2 separate regions of the Homo sapiens genome follow, and region 2 is linked to region 1. Evidence: read pairs that join two places in POLR2A ChIA-PET (ENCODE). Cell type or tissue: MCF 10A. All regions are shown on one strand. Links, peaks and the distances in the headings refer to the core of each region. The heading gives the core; the rest is flanking DNA.

Region 1 (6,414 bases), core at 1,747-4,246:
CATTTGTTCATTTATTAAACATTTATTAACAGTATGCCTGGCATTATGCTGGGTTGAAAGCATAAAAACACAGGATACACATAACTGTTCTCAAAAAGTTCACAATTCAGTCAGGGAGGTAGGTAAGTAAATAGTTACAGTAGAGTAGGGGAAAATAAGGATGATCATGTAATTATAGTTTGAACTGGAATACCTTTAAAAGTGAAGGTATGCTTAACTTTACACTTTTTTTTTTTTTTTTTTTTTTGAGATAGAGTCTAGCTCTGCCACCCAGGCTGGAGTGTGGTGGTACGATCTCGGCTCACTGCAGCCTCCACCTCCCGGGTTCAAGCAATTCTCCTGCCTCAGCCTCCCGAGTAGTTGGGATTACAAGCACGCACAACCATGCCTGGCTAATTTTTATATTTTTAGTGGAGACGGGGTTTTGCCATGTTGGCCAGGCTGGTCTTGAACTCCTGACTTCAAGTGATCTACCCTCCTTGGCCTCCCAAAGTGCTGGGATTACAGGCAAGAGCCACCGTGCATGGCCTTAACTGTACACTTTTAAAATGATACAATTTATGTTACTTGTTTTTTTTAAAGCGTAATTTTTCTAAAAAAAAAAATGAAGGTAGGTGCTATTAATATTCAGGCCAGGCCAAAAGACATAAACCCAGACAGTCCTGGGCAAATGAGATGAATGGGCAAGCTAAGTAAGAGCAATATGACTGGAAAGATGAAAAGGAGGCTGGAGGAGGAGTGGGGAGAACGACAGGGATGTGAAAGAACAGTGTGCCTTACTTTCCTCATGTATAAAATGGGCATGAGTTTAGCACCTAATTCATAGCAGTTGTGAGGATTCAGTGAGTTAATTCAGGGTCCTGGATTACTGCCTAAGGTAAGAGTTCCATTAAAAAAAAAATCTCCATTTTTTAAATAACCAGTTGTGACTATACTTGGTTATAGTTGCTGATTTTTTGTGTTGTGTTTTTTACAAGTAGCCTCTCAACAGATGTTTGTGGTTTAATCTTTCAGACCTCATCATTCTATCAGTCAGTACCATCTATCTCTCCAGTGCACCACGTGTCAGAATGCACATCCTGTGAACATTGGGAAGCTACCTCGTTTCCAACTTTTTCTCATTCCCATAAGAAATTTTGGTTATTCTGTGGTTCCTGTCCTTCTAATTTTGTGGTCATTTCTTTTCTTCCACAACAGGCAGTTTTTACAGAGTTTTTTTTTTTTTTAAAGGAATAGGCACTTTTTTTAACCTATAGAAGTTATTTCTTCTGTGTCTCCACACCATCCCTGCCCTGCACACCAAGCTTTTAAAACAAAGAGGCAGAATAAAGAAACATAACTAGCCGTGTTCCCAGTTTTGCTCAGCATTCCTTTAAAGAGCTGTCTTGGAAGTGATTGACCCCTATTTTAAGATAATAAAGGATGACGAATTAGAGAAAGGACCAGGTTGGGAGAAACCTGTATACGGTGAAATTGATTCATTTAATCAGAGGCTACTCAAGGCATACACTTTTTCTTGGGGCAGTTTGGACAGATTACTGCTGGATTCTGATAGAGTCTGAACTTGCTGAAAGCGGGAGTTCAGATTTGATTCAATGTATTCTAACCCTATGTCTCAGGTCTTAACTGATTATTTATAGTTAAATAATCAGTTTATTTAACTGCCCCCAAGAACTGTGGTGCTAGCTATTGCTCCTGCACTTTTTCCACCCCTGATTTGCTTTTTCCTGTTCCATTCATTGCTGGAAGTGGCAAGAGTCTTGTGTGTTGAGTTCTTGATATGACTGTATTATCAGACCACTTTCACTCTGCTAATTTTACTTTAATTCACCATGTGTTCAACAACTGTTAGTTGAGCCCCTGACTCTGCACCAGGCACTATTCTAGGCATGGGCTAATATTAGTAAACAAACAAAGATCCCTGCCACCATGGAGCTTATGTTCTTGGGGGGAAAATACGTAATAAGCAATGATCATGATTGATAAGCCTATGTTAGAAAGTGATAAGCACTGTGGACACAAATACAGATCGGGGTAAAGGACTGAGAATGTAGGTATGAGTTGGGGAGGAGGTGAAGTTTTTCCTTTTAAAAAAGGAATGGCTAGAGCACTTCTCACAGAGGCAACATCTGAGCAAAGATCTGAAGGAGGTTGGGGGGTTTGCTCTGGGGCTATTTGGACATGACTCTTCTTGGCTGAGGGAACAGCCAGTGCAAAGGCAGGAACGTCCCTGGTTTTCAGCAGGCCAGTGTGTCTGGGAGGAAGTGAGAGAAAGGAGAGTATTAGGAGGCAAGATTAGGGGGATGTCACAAGACAAAAAGTGTTGTAGGCCACGGTGAAGATTTAGTCTTTTGCTCTAGTAAAATGGGGAGCCACTGCAGAGTTTTGAGCAGATCAAGATTGGGATTTCACTCATTTTGGTAGTATCAACTGACTGTTGTGTGACAGCTAACTAGGTGCAGGGTGGGGTGGGTGAGGCCAGAGGCTGGAGGACCAGTTAGGAGGACATTGCAGTAGGAGACGTAAAAGTGGCTGTGACCAAGGTGATGTGATGGTGGCCAGGGTGGTAAGAGGTGGTAAGGTCTGGATATACTTTAATAGTTATTTCATAATTCAGACTTGGCTTGGTATTTCTGGTTAAGTACATCTGATTGGACAACACTTAAGCCAGAGACATTTCTAGTATCTGCATGGTTTCCTCCTCACTTAAGAGTGCATGTGCCCAGCATTTGTGTGTGTAAATGTTTGCACTGTAACGCTCCTGTTCATCAGTTTTAGTTTGTTCTGTTTTAAGGTGGGAAGGAATGTAGCTATCCTTTAGCCTTAACTAGTAATAAAAGAGAAAAGGTAAATCTGTTCATCTTAAAAGTAATATATCCTTTAAAAAACAAATTGATATTTTGCTTTGTTTCCTCCCATCCCAAGGCAACCATCACTAAAATTCGGTACCCATTCTTAATAAGAGTCCATTAAAAATCCTCCTCAATTCAGAGGGTTTCAGAAATTCGATACAAAGGTGGCAGTCATGTATAGAATAAGTATCTCTGAACTTGAAAGCTAAGCAAAAATATTACTGAGGCCAACTGAAATCCTATGGAATTCAGCCAAGATTTAACCAGTCCAGAGCACTGCCAACACTGGCTGAGGGCGGAATGCTGACGGGGCAAGGATGAGGCGCAGCCAGGACTTCGAAAAGGAAGCTGATATCAATGGAGGGAATTTTTCATCTGATGCAGCATTTCATATACTTAACACTCCAGTGAGTTCCTCCTGTTAGATTGTTTTAATGTTGTCATGCATTGTTTATATATTTATAAATAAGCCCAGGTAACAATTTTTCATGCACCCTCTGGTCATAGTTGGGTGGCCCGGAGCACCCTGGCAGCCAAGCATGGCCTGCTGGCTGGTACACCAGTGGCCTGACAGCACAGATCTGAAGGAGGACAGATGCAGAAGGGGAAAGAATGTTTCACATTTCACTTGAAATCCTGAACTCTTAAATAAATGAGGAAATGAGGGAATGAGGCCCAAGCTTGTCTTTAGAACATACATTCTTCAACAATAAGACCTGGATCTCTTTCCATTTTCTATAAATACTTGAGGCAGCATTTGTACAATAGAAAGAAGATAGGGTTTGGAGTGAGACTGGGCTGGTTGAAATTCAAGTATCTCTTTCTGCTCTCTGTGAGGCCTGAACAACTTAACCTCCTAAGCCTCCATTCCCTTCTCTGTAAAAGAAGTTTTTAAAATATCTGCTTACCAGAGGTGTTCTAAGGATTATACCAACATACACAAAAATATAGGAACATACACAAAATACAGGAAGCACCTTCCATAGCACAAGGCTCAGTAATAGCTCCTTTCTCTTTCTCCACCAGTGAGGTTCACTCCATAAATTTTGATGGATGATTAACAGGTATTTATAGTTTGTTCAATTTTGTATATCAAATATAATTAACAAGTTGTGTGATTAGTGTGGCAGGGGCTAAAAAAAATGAAACACATCTAATATAAATTTTTATTTTAGCATGCTTTTGTTTACTATTTGGTGTTTATAAATTCCTCTCTTCAGTGTTTCATATCACATTACTAGAGACAACCACAATAATAAAAAGAGGCAGAGATTAATTTCCATTCCTTGTAGAAGTCACGGGATCCTTGGGGTGTTGCTTTGCCAGCCAGGAACCTCTGTGGCCAGTGGTGCCTTCTGCCTGAGTAATGCTCATGCCTGCTGGGCTCATTCCACCCATTCAGCCCAGCAGGCTGTGCTTGGCTTGTGCTGCCAGCCCAGATCCCATACCTACCAAGGGCAAGCCAGGTGCAGAGTGGCAATGGGGGTGTGAGCCAGCCAGCATGGGATCTGGCCACTGCACACAGCCAGGCATGCTGGCTGCTGTGAAGGGCGGGCAGCTTCAGATGTTGGCATGGGTGCCGGCTCCATGCCAGCCTGTGGCTGGACCAGGTATACTGCATGCAGCTTCTGCTGCAGGCACCTGTGTCCAGATGAGGGGAACATGGTGGCACCTGGAAGCTTGGAGACACCAGGAACTGCAGAGCCCCAAAGAGAGTGTCACAGCCCTAGCTTGGGGAGCTCCTTGCTCTGGGATCCCAGAAAGGCTGCAGGTCTTCTCTCCTTGTCACTGTCAGTGTGGTGAGCGGGAAGGGGCAGGGAGGGGGACATGTTTCAGCCCTGTTTGTTTTGCAGCTTTTTCAGGACCTCCATTTGACGGGTCCGTAGTCCTTTTGTTTTCTTTTTTTTAATGGAGTCTTGCTCTTGTCACCCAGGCTGGAGTGCAGTGGCATGATCTTGGCTCACTGCAATCTCCGCCTCCTGGGTTCAAGTGATTCTTCTGCCTTAGCCTCCCAAGTAGCTGGGATTATGGACACCTGCCACCACACCTGGCTAATTTTTTTTTTTGTTGTTATTGTATTTTTAGTAGAGATGTGGTTTCACCATGTTGGCCAGGCTGGTCTTGAACTCCTGACGTCAGGTGGTCCGCCCGCTTTGGCCTCCCAAAGTGCTGGGATTACAGGTGTGAGCCACCATGCCCAGCTGGGTCCGTAGTTCTAATCCCATGTCCAGGAAGAATGAGGCATGCAGGCAAGTGGAGGGTGAGCAAGGCAAAGAGGTGCTTTATGCAACAGAACAGCTCAGAGGAGCCTGCAGTAGGTGGCTCCTCTCCATTGGTGGGTCATCCCATTGTCTGCTTAGCTCTCAGCAGAGAGGAGACCCACAGTGGGTAGCTCCTCTCCACAGGCAGGTGGTCCAGTCATCTGCCGGAGTCTGCCTGAGTCCAGGGGGTTTTTATGGGCTTCAGAGGGGAGGAAGTGCATGCTGATTGGTTCGTGGGCAGCCATGGGCAGGCTCAGAAAAAGCACCATAAGTTCTCGTTTTGGGCCCCAGACTCTAGCTGGAACTGGCAGACCTCAGGCCATCCCTGTCTTGAAGGTGGGGTTTCACTGGGGACCCACCCCTTTCTGCCCAGGAACCTGTCTGCGTCCTGGCATCAACATGCCATCCACGGCACCCAGGCTGTTCGTGCTGAGAGGCACCTGCAGTCCTGCGCTGAGCCGCCCCTCAGGCCCCACTGGGCTCCCTCCCTGAGCTCCTCAGTGCCCAAAGTTTCAGAGGGGGCCGAGGTGGTGTTGGGGGATGCTGGTGTGCAGTGCTGCCCCATGTGCATGCACACCCGACCATGTCACGGCAGTGCCTGGGCTTTGCTTCAACTTTGTTCTGAAATCAGAGCGGACGCCAGGAGGTGGGAGAGGCCAGGGCGTGGGAGCAGGTCTTTTTGAGCCTGTGGGGACAGGAGGGCTTCCCAGGCCCCTGAGAGTCCAGGGATGCTCGTGTCTGGAGCTTCAGCTGGATGGCTGCAGCTACACCCAGGAGCACCGGTTTCCCATCCCACCAACTCGGTAGGGGGCAGGGTTTCCGCCTGTTCCTTGCTCCCACTGGCCTCACAGAGCGAGTATCCCTAGCGGCACCCCCCCTGCTGCAGCCGGCCTCTTCCGAGTGGTCCCTCCAGATGGCCACGGCTGCCATCGGAAGAAGAGAGGCAGGATGAGCTAATAGAGCCCTTGATGCATCACAGATGCCAGTTAGTTGCTTTACTCTGCAAGTCATGTTTAACTGAATGGAATTTTCTAACAGGTGGAATTGCAGTGTCTAAAAAGGGCCTTAGAAACCCATTGACCAGCATTTAAAAAATAGTGTCATAACTTTAAGATTGAGCAGCAGACTAAATTCTTCCAGGGTTTTGACCTCTTCTGAAGACATATTTGTATGCTCTGTGGGACTTTTCTGTTTCTGTGATCCATTTTGATGGTTTTAAACTATACATTGACAGATTCCTTGTGTGTGAAATGAAGAGTTTGAATAGATTATTTCTTAGGTCCCCTTCAACTTTGAAGTTG
Region 2 (6,414 bases), core at 2,195-4,694, 71 kb after region 1:
TGGTGCTGAAAAAAATGTATATTCTGTTGATTTGGGGTGGAGAGTTCTGTAGATGTCTATTAGGTCTGCTTGGTGCAGAGCTGAGTTCAATTCCTGGGTATCCTTGTTAACTTTCTGTCTCGTTGATCTGTCTAATGTTGACAGTGGGGTGTTCAAGTCTCCCATTATTATTGTGTGGGAGTCTAAGTCTCTTTATAGGTCACTCAGGACTTGCTTTATGAATCTGGGTACTCCTGTATTGGGTGCATATATATTTAGGATAGTTAGCTCTTCTTGTTGAATTGATCCCTTTACCATTATGTAATGGCCTTCTTTGTCTCTTTTGATCTTTGTTGGTTTAAAGTCTGTTTTATCAGAGACTAGGATTGCAACCCCTGCCTTTTTTTGTTTTCCATTTGCTTGATAGATCTTCCTCCATCCTTTTATTTTGAGCCTATGTGTGTCTCTGCACGTGAGATGGGTTTCCTGAATACAGCACACTGATGGGTCTTGACTCTTTATCCAATTTGCCAGTCTGTGTCTCTTAATTGGAGCATTTAGTCCATTTACATTTAAAGTTAATATTTTTATGTGTGAATTTGATCCTGTCATTATGATGTTAGCTGGTTATTTTGCCCGTTACTTGATGCAGTTTCTTCCTAGCCTTGATGGTCTTTACAATTTGGCATGATTTTTCAGTGGCTGGTACTGGTTGTTCCTTTCCATGTTTAGTGCTTCCTTCAGGAGCTCTTTTAGGGCAGGCCTGGTGGTGACAAAATCTCTCAGCATTTGCTTGTCTGTAAAGTATTTTATTTCTCCTTCACTTATGAAGTTTAGTTTGGCTGGATATGAAATTCTGGGTTGAAAATTCTTTTCTTTAAGAATGTTGAATATTGGCCCCCAGCCTCTTCTGGCTTATAGTTTCTGCCCAGAGATCCGCTGTTAGTCTGATGGGCTTCCCTTTGTGGGTAACCCGACCTTTCTCTCTGGCTGCCCTTAACATTTTTTCCTTCATTTCAACTTTGGTGAATGTGACAATTATGTGTCTTGGAGTTGCTCTTCTTGAGGAGTATCTTTGTGGCGTTCTCTGTATTTCCTGAGTCTGAATGTTGGCCTGCCTTGCTAGATTGGGGAAGTTCTCCTGGATAATATCCTGCAGAGTGTTTTCCAACTTGGTTCCATTTTCCCCGTCACTTTCAGGTACACCAATCAGACGTAGATTTGGTCTTTTCACATAGTCCCATATTTCTTGGAGGCTTTGTTCGTTTCTTTTTGTTCTTTTTTCTCTAAACTTCCCTTCTCACTTCATTTCATTCATTTGATCTTCCATCACTGATACCCTTTCTTCCAGTTGATCGCATCGGCTCCTGAGGCTTCTGCATTCTTCACGTAGTTCTCAAGCCTTGGCTTTCAGCTCCATCAGCTCCTTTAAGCACTTCTCTATATTGGTTATTCTAGTTATACATTCGTCTAAATTTTTTTCAAAGTTTTCAACTTCTTTGCCTTTGGCTTGAATTTCCTCCTGTAGCTTGGAGTAGTTTGATCGTCTGAAGCCTTCTTCTCTCAGCTCGTCAAAGGCATTCTCCGTCCAGCTTTGTTCCGTTGCTGGTGAGGAGCTGCGTTCCTTTGGAGGAGGAGAGGCGCTCTGCTTTTTAGAGTTTCCAGTTTTTCTGCTCTGTTTTTTCCCCATCTTTGTGGTTTTATCTACTTTTGGTCTTTGATGATGGTGATGTACAGATGGGTTTTTGGTGTGGATGTCCTTTCTGTTTGTTAGTTTTCCTTGTAACAGACAGGACCCTCAGCTGTATGTCTGTTGGAGTTTGCTAGAGGTCCACTCCAGACCCTGTTTGCCTGGGTACCAGCAGCGATGGCTGGAGAACAGCGGATTTTCATGAACCGGGAATGCTGCTGTCTGATCATTCCTCTGGATGTTTTGTCTCAGAGGAGTACCCAGCTGTGTGAGGTGTCAGTCTGCCCCTACTGGGGGGTGCCTCCCAGTTAGGCTGCTCGGGGGTCAGGGGTCAGGGACCCACCTGAGGAGGCAGTCTGCCTGTTCTCAGATCTCTAGCTGTGTGCTGGGAGAACCACTGCTCTCTTCAAAGCTGTCAGACAGGGACATTTAAGTCTGCAGAGGTTACTGCTGTCTTTTTGTTTGTCTGCCCCCAGAGGTGGAGCCTACAGAGGCAGGCAGGCCTCCTTGAGCTGTGGTGGGCTCCACCCAGTTGGAGCTTCCGGGCTGCTTTGTTTACCTAAGCAAGCCTGGACAATGGTGGGTGCCCCTCCCCCAGCCTTGCTGCCGCCTTGCAGTTTGATCTCAGACTGCTGTGCTAGCAATCAGCAAGACTGTGGGCGTAGGACCCTCCGAGCCAGGTGCGGGATATAATCTCCTGGTGGGCCGTTTTTAAAGCCCATCGGAAAAGTGCAGTATTGGGGTGGGAGTGACCCGATTTTCCAGGTGCTGTCTGTCACCCCTTTCTTTGACTGGGAAAGGGAACTCCCTGACCCCTTGCGCTTCCCGAGTGAGGCAATGCCTCGCCCTGCTTTGGCTAGTGCAGGGTGTGCTGCACCCACTATCCTGCACCCACTGTCTGGCACTCCCTAGTGAGATGAACCCAGTACCTCAGATGGAAATGCAGAAATCACCCATCTTCTGCATCGCTGACGCTGGGAGCTGTAGACCAGAGCTGTTCCTTTTTGGCCATCTTGGCTCCAGCCCCCAATCAAAATTGTAAATGTGATTTTTCTTTTTTGCTATTAAAAAGATTATTTATGTTCATCTAGCTACATTTTTCTTTAAGAAAAGAATTTAGGAGCACATAGCCTTTATATTAACATATAAGTTGTATCTACTATAATTAAATCATTTTGGTTCCGGCAAAGGAATAAAACAGGGTTGGAGAACCCCCAAACAGACTCAGTTCATTGAAAGCAAATAAAATGTGGTAAAGATGACCACAAGTCAGTGTGAATGGGAAAAGTTATTAAACAAATGGTGCTGGAGCAGTTGGTTTGCTTTTAAGAAAAAGATCGATTTTAATTCGCACCTCTTGTCTTATACCAAAATTAATTCCAGGAGCATGAAGCATCATTACATGTAAGTAAAGCCTTAAAAAAGAAAAAGAAAAACTAGAAGTCAGTTTACTGGACATTTATAAACAATCTATCAAGAAGAATGTTGTAAGCTTAAAAGAATGGAAGTCATAAACGAAAATATTATTTTATTTAACTACATAAAATGCAGAACTTCCCAGCATTAAGAGAATCTACTTAAATACAGTTTTTTAAAAGCAACAAATAGTTCCGTGGAATATGACAGAGAAAGGAAAATATCCTCAGTCCATGACAATCGTATGCAAATAGATAAGAAAAACAATAAAATCCTGTGGATAGAAAAGTCATGAAAGAGGAAATACTAAGGGCCAGTAAACATTTTAAGGTGTTAAAATGTTTTAATTCTATTTTTATCTAAGTTGTAGTAATTTTAGAATATACTTATCAGCTAGAATTAAATAAAGTAGGCACTCTAGAATACTAATGGAAAGGACATAAATTGGCACAAACTGTTTAGAAAAAATATTGGTAATATTCAGAGCTTTAGAAATATTTTTCCTTTATGTCAATAGTTTTGTTTCTAGAAAACCATCCAAAGAAAATAATCATAAATATACACAAAGATTATTCATAAGGATATTCCTGTTTTTATAATAATAAAACATTGGTGTCTTAGAAATGTAACAGACTGGATGCAGTGACTCACGCCTATAATCCCAGCACTTTCGGAAGGCTGAGGCAGGCAGATTGCTGGAGCTCAGGAGTTCAAGAGCAGCCTGGGTAACGTGGTAAAACGCCATCTCTACAAAAAATACAAAAATTAGCCATGTGTGGTGGCTTGTGCCTGTAGTCCCAGCTACTCAGGAGGCTGAGGTGGGATGATCATTTGAGCTTAGGAGGTTGAGGCTGCAGTGAGCTGTGTTCATGCCACTACACTCCAGCCTGGGTGACAAAGCAAGATCCTGCCTCAAAAAAAAAAAAAAAATGAAATGTAACAGTTAAAGACTAATTAGGTAAAATTCTTTATTGCCTTCCAATGGGATATTACGTAGCCATTAAAATTCACTGTTTCAAAAAATAGGTAGTGACATGAGAAATGCCCATCTAATAGTGTTAAGTTAAAAAGGAGAGCTACAAAACATCATCAGTAGTACTACTATTCCAATTGTATGTGTTTCTGTGTATACACGGGGAAAAGCTTAAGAAGCTGAATTCTAATTCTTCAATTATAATTGTTCAATATCTTCCAAAAGATTTAAAGAAAAGCTTCTTAATCCATTTTTTTAAATTAGCTCTCATAGAGTACTTATTATGTGACAGGCACTGCTTTAAAATGCTTTATAAATAATAACTCAGTCCTCATACAGTCTTATGAGGCTAGTACACAAAAGGAAAGTGAAGCACAGAGCTCTTGAGCAACTTGTCAAGATCATTTAACAAGTATGTGTTTTAGCTCGGATTTAAACTGGACAATTTGGTTCCAGTGCCCAAGCTCTTAAGCACCGTGCTTTGCTATCTTTAAACCAGAACCCAATGAAGATAGCACCAAAATGGAAAACTATAGACCAATAATAATCTTAAATGTATATGTAAAAATTCTTATTGAATATTAGCATATCAAATCCAGTAGTGTATCAAAGGAAGAATACATCAGGGCAAGTTTGAATTCTTTCAAGAAGTTAAGAATGGGTCAATATCAGAAAACTGTTTAACAATAATCAATTACTTTTATAAATTGAAGGATTTTAACAAATTTTGTTTAATAGATATCAAAAGCAAATTCCATTCAATTTAATTAAATTTGGCAGCTACTCTTAAAAATTCCAGATAAAACTAAAATAGCAGTGATTACCTAATCTTGGTCAGGGTTTAGGTAAGTCAACAACAAATACGGTGTTAAATGCTGCAATAGCATACTAATGCTATTAATACACGTGTATCCCAAAACCAAGAGCTATTTTCATTATGTGCGAGAAGTAATTCATTGAAAATTGAAATGGGGTTGGGAGAAATGCCATTTAAACTATTAAGGAAAAATTGTATATAAGTACTTGAGTATATTACAGTTAAAATATTATTCCTTCCCAAATTAAAACTTAAAAGATATAATGCAATTTTAACTCATAATGCCATGGTTGTTTGTTAAGTAAAAAAAATAAAACATTTCAGTACTACGAAAGATTTGATAAAATTCAAAGGCAGACTATTAGGAGAGAAAATACTGTCAATTCACATATTAAACAAAGGATAACTATCCCTAATAATCAAAGAATTTCTACAATTTAGTAAGACAGTTACAAATGCAATAGACAAAAAGAACCAAAGGATATGCCTGGACCACATCATATATACTGCCTCAGATTTTCTTGATTGTACTTGTTTCCTGGGCTCTCTTGGCACCTTGTTCCACCCTGAGGCCAAAGCCCAGAGGATCTGGTTCCCCTGCTACTTCTGAATTACATGAAGCACAGCTCTGCAAGGCCACAGATCTGACTTCCCCAGTGGCTGCAACAGGGCTAGGTGGTACAACTTTCTACACGGAGGGAGAAATTAGATTCATGTGGAGCTATGATTAAAATGCAAAGGGATATGGGAGACAGCTGGCAGATAAATTCCCTCTCCATCCCTTCCTTCAGTGGATTTTTCCAAAACCTGGTGTTTCACTTCTGTCTGTCCAGAGACTTCCTGAATGCTGGAGAAGCAGCTGGGCATCTTGTGAAACTCAGGCGAGCTTGGTAATGCATCACCGTCTTTCTCCGCTTTGCTTTGCTTTACCCTCACTGCTGCCGATATTGCACCTTCAAATAAAGCATTAGACTTACGCTTTGCTTCACGCTGTTTTTCAGAGAACCAGGCTACAGCAGAATTTGAACAGAAAATTCATAAAACAAGAAATGAATGAAAATAGCCAATAACCAAAAAGTTATCCAGCTCATAGTGTAATGAACATAAACCACAATGAGATACCCTCTTGTTTCACACATCAGTTTGGCAAAAATTGAAAAGATGAATAGTGTCCAATGCTGATAAGATGTGGGAAAATAAGCTGTCAAATGAAGATGGGGGTAGGTGAGAGAGTGCATGGCTGCATGCTTCCTGGAAAGTAATCTAGCGGTGTTTATTAAGACATTAAATGTACATAATATTTGAGCCAGCATATCTTCTACATAGACATTAGTTCATATGGATATACTTGCAAAGACCTTTCTCAAAGTATTGCTATAATTGTAAATTATAGCAGACAAATGGAATGTCCACTTAAAATGTGAAGTACTTGAATAAAGTTTGGCATATCCATTTTATGGAATATTATACAGCCATCAGAAAGAATAAGTTAGAACTACGTGCTTCTGGAAAATAGTGCTCTGCTGTATTTTGGGTGAA

What was found. Peaks named below come from ENCODE experiments on the same cell type or tissue, not always from the same donor. Only the 100,000 strongest peaks of a DNase experiment are listed, where the experiment ranks them.
Region 2: POLR2A ChIA-PET joins it to region 1 with 14 read pairs; 4 of 35 experiments call an interaction of 5 or more read pairs at or near these places.

Annotation. Positions count from the first base shown.
Region 1 is chr13:51,622,629-51,629,042 of GRCh38, forward strand. The region is part of intron 1 of WDFY2 (WD repeat and FYVE domain containing 2); the gene reads left to right. Among named protein-coding and RNA genes, the nearest start is that of WDFY2, 41 kb to the left of the region's middle. RefSeq lists enhancers at 3,852-4,359, 4,360-4,866, 5,048-5,667, 5,668-6,286. In MCF 10A, for the core only: no CTCF peak of the experiment used is centred there; a DNase peak (open chromatin) is centred at 3,133.
Region 2 is chr13:51,693,634-51,700,047 of GRCh38, forward strand. All of the region lies in intron 3 of WDFY2 (WD repeat and FYVE domain containing 2), which reads left to right. Among named protein-coding and RNA genes, the nearest start is that of DHRS12, 110 kb to the right of the region's middle. In MCF 10A, for the core only: no CTCF peak of the experiment used is centred there; no DNase peak of the experiment used is centred there.